2 separate regions of the Homo sapiens genome follow, and region 2 is linked to region 1. Evidence: chromatin contacts called from ENCODE POLR2A ChIA-PET data. All regions are on one chromosome and are shown on one strand. Each heading gives the region's core, a stretch centred on a gene start or an enhancer-like site at or near the end of the contact. The rest is flanking DNA. Distances are from core to core; before and after follow the strand shown.

Region 1 (3,556 bases), core at 623-3,122:
TCCTTTCCAAGTGATGTAGAGCCAGGAAGACAGGTTTCTTAAGATCTGCAAACCAGCAGCACCTGGGGCACTGCCAGATGACTTTCCCCAGTGAAGGGAGACAATTAGAAAATGCAAGGCAGGCTGGGGTGGTTGCTCAGGCCTGTAATCCCAGCACTTTGGGAGGTTGAGGCGGGTGGATCGCTTGAGCTCAGGAGTTCAAGACAAATCTGGACAATATGGCGAGACCTTGTCTCTACTAAAAATACAAAAAATAAGGCCGGGTGTGGGGGCTCACACCTGTAATCCCAGCACTTTGGGAGGCTGAAGCAGGTGGATCATCTAAGGTCAGGAGTTGGAGACCAGCCTGACCAACATGGTGAAACCCCGTCTCTACTAAAAATACAAAAATCATCCAGGCATCCATGCCTGTAATCCCAGCTACTCCAGAGGCTGAGGCAGGAGAATCGCTAGAACCCGCGAGGCAGGTGTTGAGGTGAGCCGAAATCGTGCCATTGCACTCCAGCCTGGGCAACAAGAGCGAAACTCCATCTCAAAAATAGATAAATAAATAAAATAAGCTGGGCATGGTGTTGGTGCACGCCTGTGGTCTCAGCTACTGAGGAGGCTGAGGTGGAAGGATGAGGTAGAAGGATGGCCTTGAGCCGGGAGATGGAGGTTGCAATGAGCTGAGATTGCACCACTGCACTCTAGCCTGGGTGACACAGCAAGACACTGACTCAAAAGAGAGAGAGAGAGAGAGAAAGAGAAAGCAGAAGTAGCTTGAAAAGATGGGGTGGAGAGAACGGAATGAAATGTAGAAAGAAGGGCTTCTGCGGAGACCAGGGGCTGAGTGCTGAGACCATTAAGGTGCGGGTTGCAGATCCTGCTCTTGGGTTAGAGACAGAAGAGACCAAGAGTCAGAATCATCCAAGATATGAGAATCTCGATTTTCTTCTTTTCTCTTCAGAGGCAACAGACATTTTGATAGCTTACAACAATGTTTCCACTATGACATCACTGTCTCCTTTTCACCCACGAAAATGTCAAGGACTCAGTGAGGTTAAGTCACTTGCTCAAGGTCACACAGGGTAGCCTGGAGGAGAATCCAGGTCCTGAGGTCCCCCGGTCAGCGCTCCCGCAGTTCTGGCAGCAGGGGAGTGGGCAGGTGCCCTCAGCGAGGGCATCATAGTGACTGCGCTGATGACAGCGCCACTGACCCGCGGGCGGCCGGCGAGCCGCGGCAGATTCCGGGGTCGGCCCCGGCAGACAGGCTGCGGGGCTCGACTCTGCGGGAGCGCCTAAGGCATTGGCAATCTGGGGCTCAGGCTGTGCAGTTCTGGGTCCTCGGCCGCCCACAGGCGTCGGCGAAAGGCTGCCGCCCCGGCCGGGGACCAGGAAGCGTCAGGCAGCTGGCAAGGGCTCCCCGGGGACGCGCCACAGCCTCACAGCCGGCCCGAGTCTCCTGGGAGGCAGGGCTGGAAGGGCAGGGGTGAAGGCCAGCTGTGGCCGCTTGGGAAGGACCGCCTCGCCTGCTCCCGACCTAAGTCAGAACACCTGGATGACCGGTGCCTCCAGGACGCAGGTGCAGGTGAGACTCGCCCTGCCACAGCACCCTGCATCTCCGCGGAGGCCCTCGGGAGCCCAGCGTGTCTGCTCAAAACGAGGAAAGAATGGTTAAAGCCCGAATCGCGACTCTTAATCCCAGCGGGACAGGTGAGGGACCCCCGCGCAGCTTGGGGAGGGTACCAGGCCAGGCTCCGCCCCTCGGGGGGGCCGCTTACCCTCCCGGGAGGCGTGGCCTGCGGGCCGCCCAGCCTCTAGTGGGCGAGCGGGGAACGCGGGCCCCGCCCCCCCCCCGCCTATAAGGGCGGTGCGGCACTGCAGCTAGCGCAGTTCTCACTGAGACCTGTCACCCCGACTCAACGTGAGACGCACCGCCCGGACTCACCATGGTGAGTGCGGCCCGGCCGGGGTCGCGCCTGTCCCCTAATTGCCCCTCTCCTTTGGGGGACACTTCTTCCAGGCATGCTCGGGGACCTCCACCGGGCGTTCCGGGTCTCCAGGAGGTGCGAGGGTTTTGCATCCTCCCTCCCCAACCCCCTCCTGGTGACTTTGGCCGAGCCGTATAGTTCACCTTCGGTGGCTGGGGTTGGGGCTTGGGGTGGAGTGCGACTCTTCAGTAACAGAGAGGAACCCTTCCTGGCACTCTGCTCCTGCCTTACGAGCATTTGTGTCCCGACTCTGTATGAGAGTCACGCGGGCCCGCGCCCCGTCCTTTCCGCGGGCAAAAGAAGACGGGTTTGGCTGCCCTCTTACATCCCCAGTCCCTGGTCCTCAGCACTGACCGAGCACGTGCTTGGCGCTAGAAGGTGGAAGGGGTCAGGTTACCTGGTGCCGCATCCCCCTTTCCTCTGTGTATGCATTCCAACTATCCACAGAACCACCCCCCCCCCGTGACTCAGCACCCCGCGTCTGAGCTGAGAGGGTTGGTGGGAACGGGGTTCGGCCTCCTGAAGCGAGCTGGCCCTCTCCAGCCGAAGCCCGGGTGCGCGGATGGGCAGAGACAGCTGGCGCTGAGCACTGCGCGGGCCGAGGCCAGGTTGGGGGGAGGGGAGAGAGGTGCATGTAGGGGGTGGTATTTATAGCCCAGGAGCGGGGGCCGAAACCCAATCCCCGCTTTGGGCTGGGAAATAACTGTAAAGACTCCAGAGGGAGAGCGGATGTAGGGCTGGGCTGCAGGATGGCGCCCATCCTGCCCGGGACAAGGCGGGTCACCTCTGGGGCCTCACCGCAGGTTCCACTTCCTTTCTGGGTATTTGGAAACCGTCACCCCGCCATTTCGGTGTGGGAAGAGCGCGCGGGCCCTGCCGGACTTTAGTGCTTTAGGGGTTAATTTCGGGCTGACAGGGACGGAGCCTAAGGCAGTGAGCGCCCCAGTACCCTCAAACCTTATTGCTGGCCCCTGCTGTCTGAGCTTACAAGCATTACCGCCGCTATTTCCGTGCGGGCTGACACGGGAGATGAAAGTGGTGAAGACACCCAGGGTGCGGGGGTGGAGGTGGGGAGAGGAGCCAGATGGGATTGATCCCCAGAGCCAGATGGGATTTAAAGGTGAGGGAGGAGGGCATCCTGATGGCGTGTGGTCAGTTGATGCCAGATTGGATGGCTGAGACACCTCTGCAGCTTACAGGAAAGAAAGAGGGAAAGGGTTCTATGAATTCTAGCTGTTCATACTCAAAGCAAATAATTAATCAAGTGGGGGGGGGGCCTCTAGCTGTAAACCCATACCTCTAGGAAACCTTTTGTCATGTGGAGCCACAGTGCTCACTTGACAGATTCCCCACTGAGAAGTGGGCTAAGAGGTTGGCCTGCATTGCTGGGTGCCTCCAGGTGGGGAGTCCTGTACCTGGGAGCCCGGGCAGGCTGCTACTCTCTTCTCACCTCTGCCCAGCCCCAACCCTCCACTCTTGCCAACTGAGTCATCCTAGCTGGTAGATGATAGGGTGGAAGAGAGACTCGCAAGGTGAGGACTTGTGGATGTGGGGCTCATGCTGTGTCCCCTCTCTCTATCCCT
Region 2 (3,556 bases), core at 476-2,975, 260 kb before region 1:
AGACATGGAGATGAGTAGCTCTCTGGGTGTGGGTGTGCAGGTGTGCATGTGAGTGTAGTGACAGGGACAGTGAGTGAGAGAGGGAGTGTGCAGGAAACTGTGTCCCCCAGCAGTGCGTGTGCGTGTGTGCGTGTGCATGTGTGCATGCACCCGTGCTGGGGCAGCAGTGAGGGTGAGTTATGCACATAAGAGTGAACCAGTGATTCCCAGTGTAAGAGCCAGAGCTGGGCATGGGAGCCGCTAGAACAGGAGACAGAGGGGGACTGGACCCCAGGAGGGCTGGAGGGCAGAATGAAAGAGGGATGTGTGAGGGAGTCTGTGAGGCAGGCATGTGAGAGACACACAGAGATCCAGAAGAGACACTGGCACCCAGTGTCCTGAAGACCGGGTCTCTCCAGCCTGCCCACCAGGCCAGCTCCCCAGGAGGCCACCCGGGGTCCTTCCCTAGATGGAGCCCCCCAAACCTCCCCTCCCTATCTCCTTCGTTTGGTGGGAAGAATCCAGTAGCCTCAGAAGAAAAAGGGAGCAAGAGAAAAGTGAGAGTCAGTTGGTCTGGCCTTGGGATGGTGCGTGCGTTCCCTGCAAGCCAGCCAGCTCCAGGACACCTGGGCCCATGCCTAGGAACCCCCACCCCAACTCCCAGACCTGGGCACTGCAGCAGCAGCAAAACCAAGAAGAGGAGCAGCAGGCGCCCCAGGGTAAGCCCCTATGAGCGGCCACTGCTCCATGGCTGGGAAGCCAGAGGGAGACGCCAGGCTTGGGGAAACACGAGGCCAGCCTCTGGTGGTGGAATGAAGGGAAGCCCTGTTGAGGATGCCCCTGTACACCACTGCCACCACTCCTCCCCACTCCCCAGCCTCCGGCCATCCAAGGCCAGGCAGCCCAGCTGGCAGAACTCACCACAGAGAAGTTGCTGGCGGAGCAGTGATGCCCACTGAAGTTGCAGCTCTTAAGCATGTCGGCGAGCTGGTGGCCAGTGCGGTTGAGGATGTCTACCATGTCAGGCTCTGGGTAGCGCAGGCCAGCCGCACGGTGCCCATCCCGGTCTTTGGGGGGCAGCCCTGTCAGATTGGCCAGGTGGAAGATGTCGGCATCGCTGAGTGCCGAATGCCGGAAGCGGTTGATATTGCAGAGGGTGACAGCCGGGAAGCCCGCCACTGGGGCTGGGGCAGCGGGGTCCATTGCCACCAGGTGAGGCCGGGTCAGGTAGCCCCGGGCCAGGCCAGCCGCCTGGTACAGGAAGGCAGCCAGCGAGGTGAGTAGGGCCAGTGCCCACAGGGTTCTGCGCAGTCCGTGGGGGCCTGGGCCACAGGCCCGGCCCAGTCCATGCAGGGTGCTGGTGCTGGCAAAGGTGGCCAGGTCTCGGGGGGCTGCTCCAGGGGCAACAGCCCCGAGGAGGCTCTGCTCATCCCCTGCCTCCTTCTCCTTGGGTTTCGCATCCTCCTCAGCAAATTTGATTTTGCACACAATCTCGATCGGCATCTGTCCCCGGCTGCTGGGACTGGCCAGAGCCTCCCTGCCCTGTCCCTCCCTAGCCAGCAGCCCTGGTGCCCTCCCGAGTGGCAGTGGTGGCAGCGGCTGCTCTTCTAAACTCAGGGCAAGCGGGAAGAGGACAGGGACAGGGTGGGGGCCCGAGGTGGGGGAGTCACTCCCACTCCCAGCAGCTCCGCAGCCCTGGTGCTGCCTCTGCCGCTGCTGCCTCTGCTGCCGCTTGTCTCTCTCCTCGATCGTCTCCTTGTGGCTTCCCTTATCAGCACCAGCACAGCTGTCAGCCCCTGCGTGTGTCCCTGCGAGCGAGCGAGTGAGCGAGGGAGCGAGCGCTGCTCCGCCACGCCGCGCAGCCCCAGCCGCTCCGCTCAGCATGTGCTCCGGAGCCCTCCCCACGCTTAATAATTCAGGACATGTCAACAGCGTTTCACCGGCAGCACGGGCGTCAGGAGCCAGGCCAGGGGAGGGGGCAGTCCCCAGCCCAGGACAGAGATCCCAAGACTGGGGCTATCCCCCAAACTCCTGCTGCACCCTAGCCGCTCACTGGGTCCCCAGATCTCCCCACTTCCTGGCCACCCAGGGAAGGGTGCCGTGCCCAGGGTCCTCAGCTCATTCTTTGCCACTTTCCTGGCCCACACCCCATGAAGGGTCAGCCAACTCTATCCCCCCACCTCCTGGCCTCTGAGACTCCTGACTCCAGCACCCAGCCACCACCTGATCCCACTACCCGACTCACAGCAGCTTCCAGAAACTCCTTGAGAGAGCCACTTGTTTGAATGACGGAGGGAGGGGGGCAGAGGAGGGCAGGCTAGACAGACCAGGGGACAACTGTGACTTCAAGATTCTCAGCTTCCCTGGAGCTTTGCTCCAGACTTCAACACCCACCATGCCCCTGCCCCCTCTGGGAGGCTGGCTGCCCTCACCCTCATTTTGCCCCCAACCCCAATCTCAGTCATTCATATGTCTGGGACAGACAGCACCCTGGCCAGCTTGCATATCTGTGGCCACTTTGCTTCCCCAAATGTTCCCCAAATCCCTTGCCACAACCAGGCTTCGGGGGAGGGCTGTTGGGTAAGCAAGCCAGGGAGCAAAGGGGAGGTGTGCTTCCGGGGTGCTCTATATGTAGGGGGACAGGGCATGCAATGGAGGGAGAGGAAGAGCCCCAGTGGGGGCGTGGAAGGGAGCAGGAAGATGTGCTGGGCGTCAATGGGAGCGAATGCTCTCCTAAAGAAAGGGGTTTGAGGGGTGCCTGGCAGAGTGGGGCAGGAGAGCCCTAAGGGGTCTGCTGTGTTCTCGTGGAGGGGAACAGGCATGTGGGCCATCATCATAGGTGGGGGTGGGAGCCTCAGTTGACTGGCCAGGAGGGGATGCATCCATGCCCCCAGGGTGGGGGTGGCAAGAATCAGTGCTTGTGCTCTGGGGCCCCATCCGACAGCATGTGCCCTCACGGGGGAGGAAGCCCTTGTCCCCGGGAGGAAAGGGGGGCTGATTAATCGGGGCGCTAATGAGCAGCAGGGAGAGGAAGCGTGGACGGGCGGGGGGAGGTGGCTCCATCGATCCAAGCCGCAGAACCAGCAGCTGAGAAAAAAAGTGAGAAAGGAATCGATCTGAGGGAAACGGCAGCTGCTGGGGATTAGAGCCCGAGGTCCACCCGCTGCCCAACGGCCACCCCGCCCCCTGCGTCAGGCCTGGCCCCGCAGCCTCTGCCTGGCCCCAGGGGAGGGGCCTAGGGATGGCTCCCTTAGCAGCTGGAAGCCACTTTGCCCACCCTGGCTGCAAGGCCAGGTCAGGCCCCATCAGGGTCACCCCAGCATGGAGCCTGCCCACACACCCAGCCCTGACCATGCGTGGTGCCCTGCTTAGGTTGTCCCTAGCCTTTAGGCAAAGTGGCTTCCCCAGGGACCCCACAGCTGGGCTTCCCCACAAGCCTCCAATGAGTCTGGGTCAGCTGGTTCCCCAAGCTGGGAAGATAAGACCCCTGGGGCAGGGTGATGCATCTGGCTGGGACATAGTGTCCCAGAAGGGAAAGTGGGATTGGCATTGGACAAAGCCGCTGAGTTAGCACTGA

The links. ChIA-PET counts read pairs that join two places held with the same protein, here RNA polymerase II (POLR2A).
Region 2: POLR2A ChIA-PET joins it to region 1 with 13 read pairs in activated CD4-positive, alpha-beta T cell. The contact joins the promoter of ASIC4 here to the promoter of TUBA4A in region 1. POLR2A ChIA-PET finds 5 or more read pairs at or near these places in 4 of 52 experiments (HEK293, PC-9, WTC11 and 1 more).

Annotation. Positions count from the first base shown.
Region 1 is chr2:219,252,234-219,255,789 of GRCh38, reverse strand. TUBA4A (tubulin alpha 4a) reads left to right here and starts at 1,872. Exons shown (of 4, transcript NM_006000.3): 1 at 1,872-1,934. The coding sequence starts at 1,932. It overlaps TUBA4B (tubulin alpha 4b), which reads right to left and starts at 2,547. Exons shown (of 4, transcript NM_001355221.1): 1 at 2,371-2,547. The coding sequence starts at 2,382. RefSeq lists enhancers at 820-889, 2,320-2,379, 2,410-2,489 and a silencer at 1,540-1,909.
Region 2 is chr2:219,512,651-219,516,206 of GRCh38, reverse strand. ASIC4 (acid sensing ion channel subunit family member 4) reads right to left here and starts at 1,725. Exons shown (of 10, transcript NM_018674.6): 1 at 901-1,725. The coding sequence starts at 1,482. All of the region lies in intron 1 of ASIC4-AS1 (ASIC4 antisense RNA 1), which reads left to right. RefSeq lists a silencer at 1,627-1,802 and an enhancer at 3,087-3,556.